2 separate regions of the Homo sapiens genome follow, and region 1 is linked to region 2. Evidence: chromatin loops called from intact Hi-C (ENCODE). Cell type or tissue: Caco-2. All regions are shown on one strand. Each heading gives the region's core, and the rest is flanking DNA. Links, peaks and the distances in the headings are about the cores only.

Region 1 (10,778 bases), core at 1,650-9,649, 160 kb after region 2:
GTGATTCACCCACCTCAACCTCCTGAGTAGCTGGAACTACAGGCACACGCCACCATGCCTGGCTAATTTTTTGTATTTTTAGTAGATTTGGGCTTTCTCCATGTTGGCCAGGCTGGTCTCAAACTCCTGGCCTCAAGTGATCTGCCCACCTGGGCCTCCCAAAGTGCTGGGATTACAGGTGTGAGCCACCATGCCCAGCCCACCCTGTGCCTTTTAATTGGGTCATTTCCTATTTACATTCAAAGTTAGTATTGATATGTGCGGATTTGATCTTGTCATCACATTGTTAGCTGGTTATTATGCAGGCTTGTTTGTGTGGTTGCTTTATAGAGTCACCAGTCTGTGTACTTGAGTGTGTTTTTGTAGTGGCTGGTAATGGTCCTTCCTTTCCATATTTAGTGCTCTTTTCAGGACCTCTTTTAAGGTAGGTCTGGTGGCAAGGAATTCCTCAACATTTGCTTTGAAAAAGATCTTACTTATCCCTCATTTATGAAGCTTAGTTTGGCCGGATATGAAATTCTTGGTTGGAAATTCTTTTCTTTAAGAATGCTGAATATAGCCTGATCTCTTCTGGCTTTTAGGGCTTCTGCTGAAAGATCTGCTGTTAGCCTGATAGGGCTCCCTTTGTAAGTGAACTGCCTCTTCTCTCTACATTTCTTTAACATTGTTTCTCTCATTTTCATCTTGGAGAATCTGATGATTATGTGTCTTGGGGATATTCTTCTTGTGTATTATTTTGCAGGAGTTCTCTTCATTTCCCGAACTTGAATGTCAGCCTCTCTAGCAAGGTTGAGGAAGTTTTCATGTGTAATATCCTGAAATAGTTTTCCAAGTTGCTTACTTTTTCCCTGTCTCTTTCAGGAACACCAATGAGTCGCTGATTTGGTCTCTTTACATAAGCCCATATTTCTCAGAGGTTTTATTCATTCTTTTTACTTTATTTTCGTCTAACTGAGTTATTTCAGAGCCAGTCTTTAAGCTGTGAGATTCCTTCTTCTGCTTGGTATGTTCTGCTGTTAATACTTGTGATTTCATTATGAAATTCTTATAGTACGTTTTTTATCTTTTTCAGATCAGTTTGGTCCTTTTTTATAATGACTGTTTCATCTGTCAGCTTCTGTATCATTTTATTGCAATTCTTAGATCCCTTGGATTGGGTTTCAACTTTCTCCTAAATCTCAATCATCTTTTTTGCTATCCATACTCTGAATTCTATTTCTGTCTTTCAGCCATTTCAGCCTGGTTAAGAACCCTTGCTGGGGAACTAATGCAATTGTTTGGAAAGAAGACACTCTGGCTATTTGAGTTGCCAGAGTTCTTGGGCTGGCTCTTTCTCATCTGTGTGGGCTGGTGGTCCTTTAACTGTGATGTAAGTTGAGTACAGTCAGTAGACTTTTCTGGATGTTTTCAGAGGACCAAGGCTTTTTGCAAGGTCTTTATTTATAGTTAATTATTGTCCTTGGTTTCGCATGGGGAGTATATTACCAAAGGTGTTTTTTTTTTTGTTGGTTCGTTTGTTTTGTTGTTATTGTTCTGCTTTTTTTGTTTTGTTTGTTTTTGGTGTTGAAGTTTTGGGCTTTGATACAGTAGATGGCACTTAAACGTAAGGGCCAGCAGGTAGGCTCTTCCTCAGCCATGCAGCTCCTTGGCGTTTCCACACATTTTCAGCTGTGTGCCCTCTCAGTGTTCTGAGGTGTAGGCTCCTCTCCCACTTAGGTGCTGGCTGCAGATCTCGGCTTGGCACTCCCAGGATGCCCACTGCAGCTCTGGGGTAAGCTCAGGCTTTATATTCTGTCCTCAGCTTGGAGGCAGCAGAGGAAGGGCCCTTAGCAGTGGTTGTAGCAGAGGGCCTTTCACTTCTGTTGTGGGGCTCCACCCACCAAGAGATGCAGAGCCATGATCAATCATTGCGATTGGCCTGGGATGGGGCAGCTGTGCTGTGGACCTAAGTGGAGGGGACCCTTTCCAGTGATGAGCAGGGTGGGTGGGTGGGTCCCAGGGGAGACAGCCTGGCCTCTTCTCCTTAGGGCAACTGCAGCTTGCTGGCAGTATGGTTGAAGCACTCAGGGTCTTTGTTCCTTTCCCAGTCCAAGGGCAGCAAGGCAGCACCCTTGCAATGGCAGTGGCCGAGGAGATCTCGGTTGCCTCTAGGAGCTGCACCTCAGAGAACTGCTGAGCTACTGGTCTGGATGGGAGTGAACACTGGGGCAGGGAGGCTGCACTGCTGGCCTGAGCCAGGGACTCTACTTGTTGAAGAGTGGGGCATGGGGGCTCACAGGGAAGAGACGGGACTCCTCTCTGGTGGCTGTGGTGTGCTGGAGGTGCCAGCATAGTGACTAGGCCCTTTGTTCCTTCCCCAGCCCAAGGGCAGTTAGGGCACTACCACTACAGCTGCAATGGTAGGAAAGAATCTTACTCTACATCTTTTATAATTTGGGATTTTTCCTTTTGCATTGTAAGAAAGCAGAGTCCAGTTACTTTATATGGTAACACATAGATATTTGATCCCTGAATTTGGGGCAGGAATAAATCTGATGGGAGACAAATGGATCTATCAGGATGGAAGTGCTCTGCTATTCCCTCAGGAAGAAAAGATGACTTACTTGAAGTCACAGGCAGAAGTTAAACAGCTGATAGAAGGCCTCCAGCAAGTCCAGGAATTCTGTGTGAAACAATTGTCAACGGGCAGCTTCCCATCCTTGAGCCCACATGCCGCACAGCCCCAATTTCTTCATCCCCAGCTCCCCTAATTTTTGCCCACAGGCTGGTTGCAAGGGTAACACTAGATGTAAGTGCTGTTATTATTTCTGTCTCCATGCCAGCAACGTCCACCAATTGGTTGGGGGACTATATGAAGGAAGAGACCATTTTACATACTCTTTCAAAATGCTTGTGTATAAAAATCTCCTTGAAAAATACTGACTTGGGATGGGCACGGTGGCTCATGGCTGTAATCCCAGCACTATGGGAGGCCGAGGCGGGTGGATCACCTAAGGTCAGGAGTTCGAGACCAGCCTGGCCAACATGGCAAAACCCCGTCTCTACTAAAAATACAAAAAAATTAGCTGGGTGTTGTGGCAGGAGCTTGTAGTCCCAGCTTCTCGGGAGGCTGAGGCAGGAGAATTGCTTGAACCCAGGAGGCAGAGGTTGCAGTGAGCCGAGATCGCGCCATTGCACTCCAGCCTAGGTGACAAGAGCAAAACTCCATCTCAAAAAATAAATAAATAAATAAATATACTGACTCATATACACTTGCCTAACTGCTAGAGGTTTTCCCCCCAAAATTCTAGTGTTTGACCCACTAGCTATTGCAAATGCCTATTATTCCTTTTTCAATTGCTGTATTTAAGCCACAAAGAGCAGCCCAAAGAGGCAGAGGCACAACTGTTACCAACAACCAAAGGAAACCAAAAATACAAAAAAAAAAAAAAAAACCCAAAACCAGAAAAATTGAGTAGAGCAGGAACCCTCCCTCTGCTTCTCTCTTTGTGCCACATGACACAGGCCACAGGTGTTTGTGATCTCCAGATGAGAGAAAGACTTCATGATTGGCCACTGGCCTCAGGCTAGAACACTGAAGAAAAAGTTTCTTTGTGCCAAGGTTGGTATGTGAAGCCCTGGGTTTCAAGCCCCCTTGTTCCCATCTGCCCTGGATGCAAGTGTGTCTGAAAGCCATGGGCCTAGGCAGCTGTTGGATGCATTGTGTGGAAGAAAGAACAGCGGGGCTCCCTGAGGTACACAGCTGGCCTTCTCAGCCGGCCCTTTTTGGGGGTGCTACCTGGCCATGCGAGGTTGGCTCTGGATCAGCAGCAGCTTGTGGATAAGTTTTGAAAGAGTCAGATCCACAGAGCACCTTGGAAAGGTGTCCTCTGCAAGTGAGGGGCTATAGGCACAAGAGTGGCCTGCCTGGTGGACAGCGTTGCAGCACTTGAGGGCCTGTGGCTGTGATTCCCAGGCAGGGTGGAGGTGCGGGAGCATGGCAGTCCTCCATCTTGGGCATCTCCTATGTGCTAGACTCTCTGCTGGATGATGGGGACTTGAAAGTGGATAGGCCGTGGTCACTGCCCTGGAGCAGCAGGAAGATCTGGAAACAAATCCTCCTGACATCATCGGTACTGGGTCTTCCCTCTGGCCTGTAAACACCACCAGCAGAGAAGAAGTCTGAGTTCCTGCTGTGTCCCCAGCTCAGAGCCCAGGGCTGGCCCCCAGTAGAAGCACAATACAGATCTAGTGGCTGGATAAATAAAACAAGGCAGGCGCAGTGAGAGCCCAAAGGAGGAAACAAGTAACTCTGCTTGCAAAGTGTTTTCACAAGAGAAGCTGGAACTGGCCCTCAAAGGATAGGATTATCTGCGCAGACAGCAGGAGAGGGAATCCCGAGCAGAGAAAATATCACGTGCAAATGCCTGGAAGTAGAAAACAGCATTGCCCGCTCAGGGAAACCCAAGGAGGCCACCGTGTTTTGAGCATAGGCTCCATGGAAGATCGTGCAAGGAGAGAGAAGGTTCATGGATTGTGTGCTGTATGGGAGGGCCTGAGTTTCTTGATGGGACTTGCATTTAGAAAGCTGACTCTTTAAGGGCCAGGAGAACAGATCAGATCAGAATGGGTGGCAAGACGGGCTCAAGACTTGCTGTGCTCATCAGACAGCCCAGCAGAGCCCTCCCAGGACCCCAGCGGCCCTCGGCAACCCCTGGTGCAGCACCGGCTTATAGTAAATCCTTCATAAATATTGGTTGACTTTTTTCATGGCATCGCTGGGCCCTGAATCCAGGTCTTCTGATCCTTCCATTTCTTTTACATAAAGAGCTCTCCAAATATTTAGTCAAAGAGTTTTGGGTTTCGGTTTAATTCTTAAGCTTCAGTTTACTATGTCTTTTGAATTCTAGCTTTCAGCATTTCACCTCTTTGTAACAGAGGTTCAATCTTTTAAAAAATGCACTTTGGAACTAAAGATCAATAGAGTTTATCTTCAGGAGTGTCAGCAAATACTCACTTTATCAAGTCATTGCTACTCAGAACTAGGCTATTTAAATAGTTGTAGTGTTGATACGTTTGTCATTCCTGCATTTTAAAATATTCACCTTCACAATTCAGTTTCTAAACTTTTCTACTGAAATTAACACAAATGTTTGACTGAGTTCGTATTTTATAAAAAGATATCAGGTCTAGTTTTTCTACCCATGTTTGCAGGAGTAAATAGAGGCAATAGATTTCACAGCTGACATTAGGATTATTATTAATCTAGGCCTCAGTGGCACCCAGCTGGCACCCATAGAGACCTGACCTTATCTTTGATGGATTCAAAGCCAGTGATTTCTATCCAGTGCTCAGGGGAAGCACACAGCCGTGCCATCTCTTTGTTCTCTCCTTATTGCAGAATCAGTTGCAAGGCCTCCCTCTTCTTAAGGCCCCTGCTTTTGGAGCTCAGCACCTCTCCAGATGCCTGTGACATTAGTGCCATTTGATGGGGCAGCCACCTGGGGTGCCAGGCAGATGTGGCACCTGCCAAAAGAGGGTATCCTGCTTGGCAGGGCAAGGCCACCCAGAGTCCTTGGACTGGCTCCACAGCTGTTCAGTTATTCTAAGCAGAAGGTTTGGGCCTCAGGAAGAGAGAAGTAGGAGACCTGCTTCTTCCTCCTGCCATTGCCCCGCCCTGCCCTCCACACTGCCTGCTCTCCCTCGAACCTGGAACTTTAATTTTCCATGAATAATTCATGGCCAGTAGCAGTTCAAAGCACTCTCCTTAACTCTGGGATTGTACTTTCACAAACACCAAAGCCTTAGGCTAAAGGGCTATAGCAGCTTTCCAGACCTCTGACAGCCATTTAAAGAAGACCAAGGCTGGGCACAGTGGCTCATGCCTGTAACCACTTTGGGAGACCAAGGTAGGAGGATCACTAGCTTGAGGCCAGTTGCTTGAGACCAGCCTGAGCAACATAGTGAGACCTTGTCTCTATAAAAAATTTAAAATTAGGCTGGGTACTGTGACTCATGCCTGTGATCCCAGCACTTTAGGAGGCCAAGGCAGGCGGGCCACCTGAGGTCAGGAGTTTGAGACCAGCCTGGCCAACATATAGTGAAACCCTGTCTCTACTAAAAAAAACACAAAAATTAGCTGGGCGTGGTGGTGCACACCTGTAGTCCCAGCTACTTGGGAAGCTGAGGCAGGAGAATGGCTTGAATCTGGGGAGGCAGAGGTTGCAGTGAGCCAAGATCACGCCACTGCACTCCAGCCTGGGTGACACAGCAAGACTCCATCTCTCAAATAAATAAATATATAAATAAATAAATAATTTAAAAAATTTAAAAATTAGCCAGGCATGGTGGTGAATACCTATAGTCCCAGCAGCTTGGGAGGCTGAGGTGGGAGGATCACCTGAGCCTGGGAGGTCAAGGCTACAGTGAGCTATGATAGCACCACTGCACTCCAGCCAGGGTGACAGAGTGAGACTATTTCTAAAAATTAAAAAATATACATTTTTTAAAGAAGACTGCAGGGAGGGGCATTCCTTTTCGAGCCCCTGAATCATGACATGCGAATCATGGGTACTGTCAGTGAGTGACAGCAGCCCTGCTTGGGGGCAGAATGGCACAGCTCTCCAGATACCCTGAGCTGTTCTAAATCACCAAGTGCTCTGCGTGAAAACGCTTGGGTGTGGGTGTGTTCTGTGATGTGGCCCCTCACCTGACTAAGCTGCGTTCTCTAAGGGTAGCTCTTTATCATACAAGTGAGTGTATTTGAGTACATAATAAAGAGGCACATAGGAATGTGTGGACTGGGGAGTATTTACTGGCACCCCACAGTGGGGTTCTCAAACCTGAAAGTTTCAATCACTGGGGAATCTCGGTGAAATGCAGATTCCCATTCCATAGTTGGGACAAGCCAAGAATCTGCTTATGTGCTAGGCTGTCAGATGATATGGATGCTGGTGGACCACTCTTGGAGCAGGCCTTCTCATCTTTGGCTGCAGATTCCCATCTGTATTAGTCTATTTTCACATTGCTATAAAGAACTACCTGAGGCTGGGTAATTTATAAAGAAAAGAGGTTTTATTGGCTCATGGTTCCACAGGCTGTATAGGAAGCATGGCTGAGGAGGCCTCAGGAAACTTACAATCATGGAGGAAGGAAAAGAGAAAGGAAGGAAAAGAGGAAGGTCTTAAATGGCCAGAGCAGGAGGAAGAGGGTGCAAGGGGAGGTGCTACACCTTTTAAACAATGAGATCTCATGATAACTCACTATCAGAAGAACAGCAAGGGAGAAATCCACCCCCATGATCCAGTAACCTCCCACCAGGCCCCTCCTCTGACATTGGGGATTACAATTCAACATAAGATCTGGGCAGGGATACAAAACCAAACTATATCAACATCTCGGAGGAGTTTTTAGACATCTCAATGCTTGATATGGTTTGGCTGTGTCCCCATCCAAATCTCATCTTGAATTGTGGTTCCCATAATCCCCATGTGTCATGGGAGGGACCCAGTGGGAGGTAATTGAATCATGGGGGTGGTTACCTCCATGCTATTCTCATGATAGTGAGTGAGTTCTCATGAGATATTTGCTTGGCACTTCTCCTTCCTGCTGCCATGTGAAGAAGGATGTGTTTGCTTCCCCTTCTGCCATGATTGTGAGTTTCCTGAGGCCTCCCCAGCCCTTCAGAACTGTGAGTCAATTAAACCTCTTTCCTTTATAAATTACCCAGTCTCAGATATGTCCTTATAGTAGCATGAAAATGGACTAATACAGTATATTGGTATTGGGTAGTGGGGCACTGCTATAAAGATACCTGAAAATGTGGAAGCGACTTTGGAAGTGGGTAACAGGGAGAGGTTGGAACAGTTTGGAAGGCTCAGAAGAAGATAGGAAGATGTGGGAAAGTTTGGAACTTCCTAGAGACTTGTTGAATGGCTTTGACCAAAATGCTGATAGTGATGTGTACAATGAAGTCCAGGCTGAGGTGGTCTCAGACGGAGATGAGAAACTTCTTGGAAACAGGAATAAAGGTGACTCTTGTTATGATATAGCAAAGAGACTGGTGGCATTTTGCCCTGCCCTAGAGATTTGTGGAACTTGAGAGAGATGATTTACGGTACTGGTGGAAGAAATTTCTAAGCAGCAAAGCATTTGAGAGGTGACAGAGCATAAACGTTTGGAAAATTTGTAGCCAGATCATGCAGCAGAAAAGAAAAACCCATTTTCTGGGGAGAAATTCAAGCTGACAGCAGAAATTTACATAAGAAACAAGGAGCTGAATGTTAATCACCAAGACAATGGGGAAAATGTCTCCAGAGCATGTCAGAGACCTTCATGGCAGCCCCTCCCATCACAGGCCCAGAGGTCTAGGAGGAAAAAATGGTTTCCTGGGTCAGGTCCAGGGCCCCCTGCTGTGTGCAGCCTATGGACTCTAACCCAGCCACTCCAGCCATGGTTAAAAGGGGCCAAGGTTCAGCTCAGGCCATGGCTTCAGAGGGTGCAAGCCCCAAGCCTTGGTAGCTTCCATGTGGTGTTGGTCCTGTAGGTGCACAGAAGACAATAATTGAGGTTTGGGAATCTCCACCTAGATTTCAGAGGATGTATGGAAATGCCTGGATGTCTAGGCAGAAGTTTTCTGCAGGGGTGGAACCCTCATGGAGTACCTCTGTTAGGGCAGTGCAGAAGGGAAATGTGGGGTCAGAGCCCCCACATAGAGCCCCCACATAGAGTCCCCACTGGGGCACTGCCTAGTGGAGCTGTGAGAAGAGGGCCACCATCCTCCAGACCCCAGAATGGTAGATCCACTGACATCTTGCACTGTGTGCCCAGAAACGCTGAAGACATTCAACTCCAGCCGTGAAAGCAGTTGGGAGGGGGGTTGTACCCTGCAAAGTCATAGGGCGGAGCTGCCCAAGGCTGTGGGAGCCTTACCTCTTGCATCAGCATGACCTGCATGTGAGACATGGAGTCAAAGGAGATTATTTTGGAACTTTAAGCTTTAATGACTGACCTATTAGATTTCGGACTTGCATGGGGCCTGTAGCCCATTTGTTTTGGCCAATGTCTCCCATTTGGAACAGGTTTATTTTACCCAGTGCCTGTACCCCCATTGTATCTAGGAAATAGCTAACTTGCTTTTGATTTTACAGGCTTATAGACAGAAGAAACTTGCCTTGTCTTTGGACTTGGACTTTTGGGTTAATGCTAGAATGAGCTAAGACTTTGGGGGACTGTTGGAAAGGCATGATTGTGTTTTAAAATGTGAGGACATGAGATTTGGGAGGGGCCAGGGGCAGAATGATATGGTTTGGCTGTGTCCCTACCCAAATCTCATCTTGAGTTGTGGTTCCCATAATCTGTACATGTCATGGGAGGGACCCAGTGGGAGGTAATTGAATCATGGAGACAGTTACCCCCATGCTGTTCTTGTGATAGTGATCTCCCGAGATCTGATTCTTTTATAAGAGGCTTTTTCCCCCTTTGCTTGGCACCTCTCCTCCCTGCTGCCATGTGAAGGACATGTTTGCTTCCCTTTCTGTCATGATTATACATTTCCTGAGACCTCCCCAGCCCTACAGAACTGTGAGTCAACTAAACCTCTTTCCTTTATCAATTATCCAGTCTCAGGTATGTCTTTATTGGCAGCATGAGAACAGACTAATACAATGTCCCACACCAATGAAAGACTCTCTGACAGCAGGACCAGGATCTCAGCAGTTCTGCTCAATGATTATTGCCCAGGATGAGTTGGTGTGGTGTGAGGGGACTGAGTGGGTGATGGGACTGATTCCTACCACTTTGGAAATCAACCAAAAGTATCTTGCAACCATCTCTGATAGTATGTGCTTTAAGAGGGTGAGAATTAAAATGAACAGTTATCTTTAATGTTACCAACTCTGATGCTCCTCAGGACTGATCCAGTCCCTTAGGTCTGGCTTGCATCTGTCAGCCACAGAGTCTCAGCTGAAGCTCTCATGGAAGTTCTTGATCTTCTCCATCCACCCTGCCCTCCTGTTCTTGACTGCACAGCCAGCTGCCCTAACTTCTTCTTGGCAAGGCTAATAGGGCTCTGAGGAGTCTAGGTGAAATAAAACTGGAAGTTTTATCTTCCCAGAGAGCAGGGGTTCTCAAACCTTGCCCACGTGAGAACAACCCGGGTCATTCTGATTTAATAAATCTGGAACAGGGTTCACACCTTGGGGGAGTTTTAAAAGCTCCCATGTGATCCTAATGTGAAATCAGAAATGATAAGATAAAATGGAAATTTAAAAACTCCACGTTTGTATTGTCATTGACATTTTTAGAACTGGTTCTAAAAATTAAAGGTGCTATTGAGATGATAAAATGTAGAAATGATTTTCAAAATATACATTTAATGATTTTTTAAAATGTATTTTTTACAATCTGGTTTCTCCCCCTCCCATTCTATACTTGGCATTTTTGAGGTAGCCAATGGGCAAAGTGAAGGGACCCTGGAGCTGGATTTGGAGTCCAGCATTCCAGGAGAGCGAATTAGGGTGGTGTGTTAATGAGGGCAAGGCTAGCAGTAACAAGTAACACCCTAGCCTTTCCAGGTTTAAGGCAGGAGTCTGGTGCTCACAGACCTGTGCAGGCGGGAAGAGGTCAGGGTGGCCCTCCTCTGTGCAGTCAGGCGACTCCCCAGCTGTGTCTCCCAAGATGGCCTGGGGCCTCTCCTGCCGCCTACAGGGAGGGGAGGGGGAAGGAGGAAAAGGGCGGGGCTCCACAGGGAGGGCCTGGCTGGGTGGGGCCATGTGTGCTGTGCTCCATTGGCCAGAGCT
Region 2 (10,778 bases), core at 1,829-9,828:
TGTGCATCCAAGGTTCCTTTGTATCTTTTTGTGGCTTGATAGCTCATTTCTTTGTATTGCTGAGTAATATTCCATTGTATGGATATACCACCATTTGTTTTTCTATACCTAACGAAGGACATCTTGGTTGCTTACAATTTTTGGCAATTATGAATGAAGTTTCCATAAACATTCCTGGGTAGGTTTGTGTGTGGACATAAGTTTTCAGGGGACGTGATTGCTGGATATATGGTAAGACTGTGTTTAGCTGTGTAGGAAACCACTACATTGTGTTCTAAAGTGGCTACACCATTTTTCATTTCCATAGGCAGTGAATGAGAGTTCCTGCTGCTCCACATCCTTGTCAGCATTTGGTGTTGTCAGTGTTGTGGATTTTAGCCATGCTAGTAAATGTGTAGTAGTATCTTACTGTTGTTTTAATTTGCAATTTCCTAATGACGTGAGACATGGAGCATCTTTTCATGTGCTTATTTGCCATCTCCCCAGGTTATTTTAAGGTCTCTAGCATGGAATGAAAACCCTCACAGTGGGAAAGCAGAATCGAGGCACTGATGAGAGAGAAGGTATAGTCATTGAAGGGGTGGGCTGAATCAAGGCACTGATGAGAGGAGAGAAGGTATAGTCATTGAAGGGGTGGGCTGAATCGAGGCACTGATGAGAGGAGAGAAGGTATAGTCATTGAAGGGGTGGGCTGAATCAAGGCACTGATGAGAGGAGAGAAGGTATAGTCATTGAAGGGGTGGGCTGAGTCAAGGCACTGATGAGAGGAGAGAAGGTATAGGCATTGAAGGGGTGGGCTGAATCAAGGCACTGATGAAGGAGAGAAGGTATAGTCATTGAAGGGGTGGGCTGAATCGAGGCACTAATGAAGGAGAGGAGGTATAGTCACTGAAGGGGTGGGCTGAATCGAGGCACTAATGAAGGAGAGGAGGTGTAGTCATTGAAGTGGTGGGCTGAATTGAGGCACTGATGAAGGAGAGGAGGTGTAGTCATTGAAGTGGTGGGCCATTACCAGTGCGACTGAGTGGCCTCGGTCAGCTTTGAGCACATTTCAGTAATGACTTCCCTTCCTTCACTCTATAGAAGTAGGTTGCTCTCTACGAGCATAGGTCAGAACTTGGTCACATTTCAGCCTAGTAGGAGCGAATGACTCAGAAAGAGAGACAACATCAAGGACGGATGGGAGCCACTGCTTGAATGGAGAGATGTGCTGTTAGGTGTCTGCAGTGGCCTTGTTGGTTGCCTATCCACTAAACATTGCGCTCCTCTTCCTTGGCAACAGAGCCCTGTGCGGTAGGCCTCAGGAGCAGCCGTCCTGATCTTCAGCTCAGGGGAGGGCCTGAGGTCTCAGATGACCCCACCTCATCTGAGTTAAGCTAGCTTCAGTTAGGTTTTCTGATGCTTTGCAGCAGAACACATCTGAACTAACGTAATACCTTTTTTAGTAAGGCACTTCAGTTTATTTTTTTTTGTAGCAAATCCTCAGTGTTACTAAAAAAGGGCACTGTAAATAAAGATGGGTGTTATTATGACCGCAGAGCCCAGAATTGATATCAAGTAGACTTTATACCAAGAGCTTGGAGTCTAAAAGTTTTCCATAAGTCAAGATAGAAGCAAACTGCCTGGGCGCGGTGGCTCACGCTTGTAATCCCAGCACTTTGGGAGGCCGAGGCAGGTGGATCACGAGGTCAGGAGATCGAGACCACGGTGAAACCACGTCTCTACTAAAAATATTAAAAAAAAAATTTGCTGGGTGTGGTGGCGGTCGCCTGTAGTCCCAGCTATTCGGAGGGGCTGAGGCAGGACAATGGCATGAACCCGGGAGGCGGAGCTTGCAGTGAGCTGAGATCGTGCCACTGCACTCCATCCTGGGCTACAGAGCCAGACTCCGTCTCAAAAAAAAAAAAAAAAAAAAAAAAAGATAAAAGCAAACTGCTCAGTGTACTGTGCTTTGAGAGCCTTAATGGAAAAGCACTAAAAGAATAGTAACAACTAACATTTGGATTGTGTGTTTCTTTTTTCTTTTTTGAGACAGAGTCTTGCTCTGTCGCCCAGGCTGGAATGCAGTGGCACAATCCCGGCTCACAGCAACCTCCGCCTCCTGCGTTCAAGCAATTCTCCTGCCTCAGCCTCCTAAGTAGCTGGGATTATAGCCACCCACCATGACGCCCGGCTAATTTTTGTGTTTTTAGTAGAGACGGGGTTTCACCATGTTGGTCAGGCTGGTCTGGAACTCCTGAGCTCAGGTGATCCACCCGCCTTGGCCTCCCAAAGTGCTGGGATTACAGGTGTGAGCCACCGCGCCCGGCCTGGATTGTGTGTTTCACATAATTATTTCATCTGAAGATGCATTCATTCACTCAGCATGTATTGAACTCGTTCTAGGCTTCAAGAGCCTCATAACGATTCTGAGGGGCAGGCGATTTAGCTCCACTTAGCAGGTAAGAAACTGATGAGGTGAGGAAACTCGAACCCACGTACCTGGGTCTCAGTTGAGAGCCCTTTCCAACCGGCTGGACTGTAGCTTTCCCCAGCCCCATCCAGAGCATTTCCAGGCATCTGGAGGCTCTTCTCTGGATAGTCTTAGGTTAGCTTTATTAATCAAGGGATAACAGTAACACAGAAAGGTGGATTGAGGGTGGGATGTCAGAAAACTCTCTGTGTTAAGATAGATGTGGACATTGGTGCAAGGGTTGCTGTCAGAGAAACAATGCAAATTGTATTTTTTTTTTCTCTGCCAGATGTTTCCCATACATGTTCAATGAATGTTCCAGATTTTAAAAAATTCCATCTCCATTTCTGGATTCTGTACTTCCATCCCACACATCCCAGATTTAAAGGAATAGAAGGGACCCGTTCGCTATTATGAAGCTAAACTCAGCAGCCTCTAGTGGAGCGTTACCCCGGGAAGCAATCAGCTCTGATAGGACAGTGGGAAGACCATCAGTGGCAGGTTACTGGTTTTCATAGAACCCGAGGTAACTGAAAGCTTCTCATGGGCACTTGCTATGTGGCAGACTCTACACTCTGTTTTCATTTAATGATTTTTAAAGATGCCCCATGTTTTAAGGTTTCTACTCTCCATGATCAGGACGGGCACGGTAAGCCCTCTCTGTGATAACCAGGAGGAGGAAGAGATAGTACAGTAATAGCATGCCCAAGGCATTTGTATCGACCCCTTCTGTGCTTTTTATATTTTTAAATTTTGTACCTTTTTATTCTGTATTTTATATACTTCTTTGCAAAACAGAGTGGCTCTTCCCACAATCTGTCCCGATGGCCTTTTGGGTCAAGGAGCACAGATCTGTGTAGTTATAGGAAAAGCAGCTGAAATGTGTGTGCTTTACTAACTTTACTTCCCCTCTTTTTAAAAAGCAGTTCATTTACTCTTTCTCATGCATTCTACTTTTCAGTCGATAAGGAAAATGTTTTCCAGGCCAAACAAACTAGACTGAGATCATATGCTTGTCAGGAGACACAAACCTTCCCTCAAGGCAGCTGGCACTTGAATGGGTAAAAGTTATTGTTGTTGATATTCCTTAGCTTAATAAGGTCCCCAAAGTGGCATTGACTTTGAGTTCTACTGACTTTTCATGTGACTTTAGGCCTTAATTTTCCCACCTCAAAAATGGGATGAATGAAGCCCCACTGGCCGGATAGTCACAGCTGAAGGAACTGACACAGATATTGTAAGTTTTAGGGACCTTTTAATTTTAAATGTAGGAGGACTCTTGAAAATCCTTTTCCTTTTATTTGGAATTTGTGATTATTCATATGGTGCGGCAGGGTGCTGGGAAGACCTAGACTTTTTTTTCTTAGTGCAAATGAGGTATAATAACATTATCCCTAGGGAAGCAGATGAAAGTAATAAGCAGGATTATATTTTTAAAATTTCATAAATAAAGTTCCCCTTTTATTTAATCCAAATTGGTGAGGGTTTACTAAGCATTGCGGGATTTTCCAGGTATGAATTTTCGGCATGTATAACACTGAGATTGGGTATTCTGACCTCCAAATATTATAGTCTGAAGAGACTTGAAAACATCCACTTGTTAGATCTGAAGTTGTTTGACATAAGACGGTGGCAAAATCTCTGTTTTGTAAGCAAGGAGAATGCATCCCAACCTACAGGCTAATCCTTGAGAAATGTGGCTTCCAACTTGCTGAGCCGATTTAAACTCTCACCACTCCAGGTGCCATCTGTGGATTTGGAGGATGGCATCGTGTAGGAGCTCATTGGAAAAGCAGAATCTCAGGTTCCACCCCAGACCTGCAGACTCTGACCCCCCAGGCGATTCGTGTGCAATATGAGGTTTCAGAGCACACTGGTTCAGGCATCCATCAGCGCTTGTGTAGCTCCCAAACAAAGCCCAGCCTGGCAGGCGCTTGAGGTAAGCTGGGCCTCAACTTGTCCCATCCAAAGCTTCGGCTTATTTCACCTGAGTTTTAACAGATGCGTGCTTTGCATAACAGTCTGTTCGCACCCAAACCAAATACACTTCTTTTTCATATCAAACAACACATTCACTGAAATGATTTCTGTAGATGTTTGAGAGGCAGCCACTGTGTGATATATTTAAACTCACTTTGTTCTGTCTGAAAAATGTGTTGAAAAGAATTCTGAACAGAGGGGAAAAAAGGCAAACCTTAAAGGGATATTGCTGTGATAAAATGGTATGCCAGTGGTGGTGAGAAATTTTGTTTTGCCTTCAGGACTTATTTGTTTATTAAAGAAGAGTGAAGGCAGTATGGAGATGTCAAGCCACAGCTCAAGTAAACGTTGAATCTGACGAGGTCAAACTCAAACACAATCACTGCCCTATTTTTTGGTGGTGCGATTTTGAATCAAAAGGGGGACTGACAGCACAGATAGGGAGAGAACAAGTGTCTTTCTGAGGCTTTCTGAGCTTGAAGCCGTCCTGTTCTCCAAAGCTCTAAGCGGAACACCTGATTAGCAGAGTCAGAGAGCAAACGTGGTGCTTCGCTTGGCTATGAACAAACAACTGGTTAAAAAGCCTTTCTGGAGGTTCTTGTGAAATCTGTCTGGGGGCCCAGAAACCCTGCCCCGAGCAGTGATTTTAGTAACATGGGGATAAGTTTGCAGGAGATTCGATTAATGATTAAATGAACAAACCGGGAGTCCTGGTTTGACTTCTCTTTCTCACCTCCCCTATCCAATCAATCACAACGGCCTGGGAATTTCTCCATAGAAATATCTCTCAAATGTGCCCTTCACTGCGTCCCCAACCCCACCCCAGGCCCCAGAGTCAGCTGGGCCCAGCTTCTTCAGCAGGATCCCTGCCAGGTGTCCTAGGTCACCCGCCAGCCCGCCCACTCTCACTCTTCAGTCCATAGCCAGCCACACTGCAGCCAGAGGGAGCTTTTCATATAAACTCCAAAATCAAGAGTGTTCTGATGTTTAAGACTCCCATTGTTATTTTTATTGGGGTTGCATTATGTTTATAGATTAATTTAGGAAGCATTGACATTGTCTTATTGTTGAATCTTCCTGTCCAGGAATGGACATCAAGTTTTCTGCGTCCCTCAGGTTAATTTAAATTCTCTTCATAAGGATCTTGTACAACTCTTGTTTCATTTACTGTTAATTTCACCCTCTTGCTTCTATTATAAATGGAGGCCTTTCCTTCTAATATCTCTTGAAACTGGTTATTGTTCATATACAAGCAAGTTATTGATTTCTACATATTAACTTGCTTCTACCACCCTACTGAATTCTCTTATGGTTTGAGTAGTTTCTTAATGGATTCTTTGGGGGTTTTTAGCTGTATAGGCATATCATATGCAAATAGTGAGAGCTGTACCTCTTTTTTCCTCATTTTTAAATCTCTAATTTCTTTCTCACCCAATTATGTTGGCCAGCTCCTCAAAGAACAATGATAGCGGACATTGTGTCTTGCTTTTCAATAGTGAAATGCGACTAGTGTTCCCTTTCTAAATGCTGAATTTTGGTTGCGATATCTGCATTTTATCATGTTAGGAAATTATCCATCATTACTTCATTAACTAAGCATTTTTGAAGAGGGATCTTTTCAAAAGGCAGACTTGATCATGTCACTCTTCTGCTTCCTGGTGTTCTGAAGTAGAAACTAAAATTCTTGCCTGCATCCCCAGCCCCTGGGCCATCCGGTCCCTGTTTCCCCTGCAGCCTCATCTGGCCAGATGCTGCATTTTGCTGCCTGGGCTCCAGCCACACCGGCTGTCTTGTAGCTTCTAGAACGTGCTGTGCCCCTGCCAACCTTAGAACCCTTGGACACCTGTTTCCTCTGTAATGCTTGCTGCTCTGCCCTCTGCCACCCCACAGGTCTTTGCCTAACCACCTCCTACTATCTTGCAGAGGTCATCTCAATAGGCACTTCCTCACAGAAGTCTCCTGATCCCCCAACCAGACTGGCTCCCCATCTAGTCCCCTGCATTCTACCTAGAGAGGCAGATGGGGTCAGAGTGTGAGGATCCTGGGGCAGTGAATCTGAGGCTGCCAGACCAGGGGTGGAAGGTCTAAAGGAGGCGGTCATGCTGCTCACGTTCAGATGTGAGAGCCTCCCGCAAGGTGGTGGTTCTGGGTTGGGCAGGAGGGATCTGGCACAAGGAACGTTATGGAGATGAGAGCTGCACAGCTTGACACTGAATGGATGCTGGGTGGGGAGGTGGGGAAGGGACAGCTAGGATGACCTAAGGACTCGACTTGGATGATTGGATGGTGTCATTCACTGAGATGGGGATTCCAAGAAGAGAGGCAATTTTAAGGGAAAAATCAATGAATTTGGTTTGGAACATTCAACAGTCATTTATGGAATGCCAATGGCATGCCACATGCCGCATTAGGGTCTTAGGATCGAGGGTGACCCACAGAGCAGTTTGGCCCCCACTTCATGGAGCTGACTCGTTGAGTTTGAGGGGCCTACGGGGCACTCAGGGGGAGAAGCGCACCAGCTCGCAGGATGTGTGGGTCTGGCACCCAGAAGAGAGGGTAGCCTGGTGCTTGACACTGGGGAAGCCCTGGCTGTGGGTTTGGATGAGGAGAATCCTGGGAGAAGGTGGAAGAGCCGATCAGAAGGGGATGCTGGAGGAAAACAGCGGTCAGGTGTGTGGGAGGGAACAGAAAGGATGGGGAGCTGGAAGCCGCACTAGGAGGGAGTCAGGCCACGGGAGAGGGGCCAGCGTGAGGTTCTACAGAGCTCAGGAGAGAAGCCGGGAAGCCGTCTCACCTTTGGCCATTGGGAGGCCGTTCACCTCCATAAGAGCGTTTTCCGTGGAAACGGAGACTTCATTGTAGTGGGTTGAAAAGTGACAGCTGGGGCTGAGGGACCAGGAAGTGGGCGCATCCATTGCAGACGGCCTTTCTATAAAAGGCAGCTGTAAGGGAAGGAGAACTTAAGATAGTGTCTGGAGGAGAAGGTAGGTGAGGAATCGGTCTAGAGGAAAAGGAGGAGAGGCACGGTGCGAGCTGGGGTGGCAGGGGAGCAAGGGCCCCAGGGAGAAGAGAGGGAAGGAAGAGGGCGTGCAGGGCGGAGGGACAAGGCTCAGGCGTAGACCTGGAGGGGCATCGGGCCTGGGAGCACAGGAGGAAGGAGGAAGGGCGGGTGGAGGGGCAGCTGTGGGAGGGCTCGCCTCATGCCCTTGGTTTATCTGTGTTCAGAAGCCAGTGTGATGGTTGATTTTAAACATAATACAGCAAGTGGGCAGAGATGTGAGGGTTGGGGTCTCAGCGTTTGGAAATGTCACTCAGTGAAATAGGAAGGGAAAGTGTCTACAGAGATGCGCAGGATGCAGGGCCCCGAGGACTGGAGGGCATTTATGTTTTGGGGAATCTGCTTCCCACTCTGCTTTCTCCAGCAGGGCCTACCAGCATGGGTTGGCGTGGGGGTGAGGATGGTTGGCTGGGTTCACTCAGGGTTGGAGTTTAACAGAGCAAATGCAGGACCAGGAGGCTGGAAAGTCAACAGCAATGGCAAAAGGGAAACTGATGTGATAAATCACGGGGTCCAGGCTGGCAGAGATATGAGAGGAGAACAGAGGGGCCCGCAGGCAGAGGAACGTGAGTATTGAGATGTCGGCATGGGAGGTGGCTTGGATTTTCTTTTCAGAAATGGCAGATGCGCTAGGGCTGTTCCTCCTGGAGTAGTGGGAGTCAGAAACACACTGTGAGATTGACCACCTTCCATCGGAGTGTGGAAACAGGTTTTCATCAAGATCCTTTCCATGACATTGTGGCCCCCAAGGACAATGGAATGGTGGGGCTCTAGTCTTCATCTTTTCTCAGTAACAGCATAAAGGATGAATCTAATAAATCACAATAAAACTTTTATTGTGATTAGAGGAATATTGGGCTCCTGGAGGGCTGTTCTGTCATTGATATGTGCTGTGTTCACTTATCCATGTGAAGGAGGAATAGGGATCGTGAATAGAGGAATATCGGGTTCCTGGAGGGCTGTTCTGCTGTCGATATGTGCTATCTTCAGCACCTTATTCAACCTCAATATTTTCTGCCAGCAAAACTGTTGAGAAGGGGAGGAGAGTGCCGCAAAGGCAGTGTGCTGACACGACCTAAGCCCTGGCACAGTCATTTTGGTGTTTGCATGGGTGGCAGCAACACAGTAGGAAGATAAAGGGCTGCACACACACCACAGAGACCCTGCCCACTCCCACCCTCCGGTGCCCCGACCTTGCCAGCTCCTCTGCCATAGAAATCCTCTCAGGAAAGTGGACTGGATTTGCCAAGCAGGGTAGTGTTTTTCTAAACCAGTGATCTGGGAACTGGTATTCGTCTAAAATTAGCCTGTGAAAAGATAAGCTTTAATATATGTCATTAGGTGGAATGACAAGTAATTGAGAGTAAAAATTCCCATTAAAAAAAAAATCTCCGGCAAACAAGGTCATCTTACATAAAAGGGTACTGTGACTTTTTCAGCTGCTTTTTATAGCGGTGCCCTCTGAAACTAGTGGCCTGTTACGCCTTGTGGAAGGGCACCCGAGAGAGGCGCATTCCTGCTTAGCGAGTCCCCCCGCCCGCCCCACCCCGCCCCTAGCCCCCGAGCACAGGTGGCTGGGGTCTCAGGCCAGATTGCTTATGTGCTCACTAGCAACCTTCCCAGTATAAAATGGAAGTCTGATCGAGTCAATTACAGTGCATTGTTAGTCGTTACCTGTTCTGGTTGTTGCTCCTTACATAAAGTTTAATCTCTTTGGTTTGTTCTGAGCAGTCAGAGGTCTCAGCTCCCAGCCAGTGCTTGGTGCTTTCTTCGTTACTGTGAGCCCTCTACTATGATTTCACTCGAGTGACATTTATAGCCATGTACCTGGTTGACAGGAACAGTGAGTCACGGTTTTCCACATTCAGCACCTTTGATTCCTTCCCTTCAAGGGATGATGAGCTTGTGAGTGTGTTTGCGATGAGTGATTTTATCATTGAAATGACTGGAACCTGCAAGTCTGAGTCAGCTCACCCTGCATGGATGGTGGGGGCGTGGGGGAAGGGAACGGCCTAGGATCCACTAATTCTTTGAAAACATTTCTGGGGGACAGGCTCCATGGATCTGTGCAGTGATCATCTCGGCATGGGCGTCGAGACTTTTAGGTCAGCATTTTTCCCACTGAGAGGTGTAATCCATTACTAGGTCATGAAATCAACTTACTAGGTTGCTGGTCAGAATGGAGAATAGAATAGAAACAGAGTAGAATGGAAAATAGAGTACGTCTCCTTTGATAAGCATTGGTATTGTTTTGTGAAACTTTTGTTTCAGTTTAGTAGACTGTGATATAAAAATGAATTTATTGCTGTGGTTAATGGTCCAAAAACTTTGCACATCACTGCCCTAGATGGATGGTAAGTCTTTAACTGATGAGTTCCTTGGGTGGGTATTGAGGATGATTGACTCATTTTTGTATGCCTTTGCCTCTAGCTGTATGTAGCATATATTAGAGGCTCACTAGCTGTTTGTAGAAGGAAGGTAGGAAGGAAGGAAGGGAGGGAGGGAGGGAGGGAGAGAAGGAGGGGAAGGAAGGAGGGGAAAGAAGGAAGGAGAGCAAGGAGGAAAGAAATAAAGAAGGAAGGAGGGAGATCCGATTTTACAGACTTGAAGGGCTGGATAAAGCAGGCCTGGAAATCATATTTCATCTCTCAATATCATTCCAGGATCTCAGCAGCCATCTGTCTTCTCCTCCCTTTTCAAAACCTCCTCCTAAGTGATCTGGAAAGGGAGTTGAGGAAGTCTCCCATATGATGGCAAGAGACAATGGAGGTAACCAGCTCCAAACCAGCAAGCCAGAGTTCAGGATGATAGAGAATCTTCAGGAGGGAAGGAGAATGGCTAAGAAAATTGCTGTCTCTGAGCAGTGCCAGGGTTAATGGAATCTCTACTCAAGAGATCTTGATTGGATAACACGATGTGTTTGCTATTGCTGCTGTAACAAATTTCCACAAATTTAATGGCTTAAAATAGCACACATTTATCACTTTGGGAGGCCGAGGCAGGCAGATCACGAGGTCAAGAGATTGAGACCATCCTGGCCAACATGGTGAAACCCCGTCTCTACTAAAAAATACACAAATTAGCTGGGCGTGGTGGTGTGCACCTGTAGTTCCAGCTACTCGGGAGGCTGAGGCAGGAGAATTGCTCAAACCTGGGAGGTGGAGGTTGCAGTGAGCCGACAGTGTGACACTGTACTCCATCCTGGTGACAAAGCAAGACTGTGTAAAAAAAAAAAAAAAAAAAAAGCATACATTTATTGTATTACAGTTTTGGAGGTAGGAAGTCCAA

The links. A loop is a pair of places that touch in the nucleus more often than their neighbours do. Peaks named below come from ENCODE experiments on the same cell type or tissue, not always from the same donor. Only the 100,000 strongest peaks of a DNase experiment are listed, where the experiment ranks them.
Region 1: it touches region 2 in a loop (4-fold over the local background); 2 of 110 quality-filtered maps call a loop at or near these places.

What each region holds. Positions count from the first base shown.
Region 1 is chr6:157,581,997-157,592,774 of GRCh38, forward strand. The region is part of intron 2 of ZDHHC14 (zDHHC palmitoyltransferase 14); the gene reads left to right. Among named protein-coding and RNA genes, the nearest start is that of MIR3692, 58 kb to the left of the region's middle. In Caco-2, for the core only: no CTCF peak of the experiment used is centred there; DNase peaks (open chromatin) are centred at 4,685 and 5,340.
Region 2 is chr6:157,419,598-157,430,375 of GRCh38, forward strand. All of the region lies in intron 1 of ZDHHC14 (zDHHC palmitoyltransferase 14), which reads left to right. Among named protein-coding and RNA genes, the nearest start is that of ZDHHC14, 44 kb to the left of the region's middle. RefSeq lists a silencer at 4,646-4,846. In Caco-2, for the core only: no CTCF peak of the experiment used is centred there; a DNase peak (open chromatin) is centred at 5,154; H3K4me3 peaks cover 150 bases.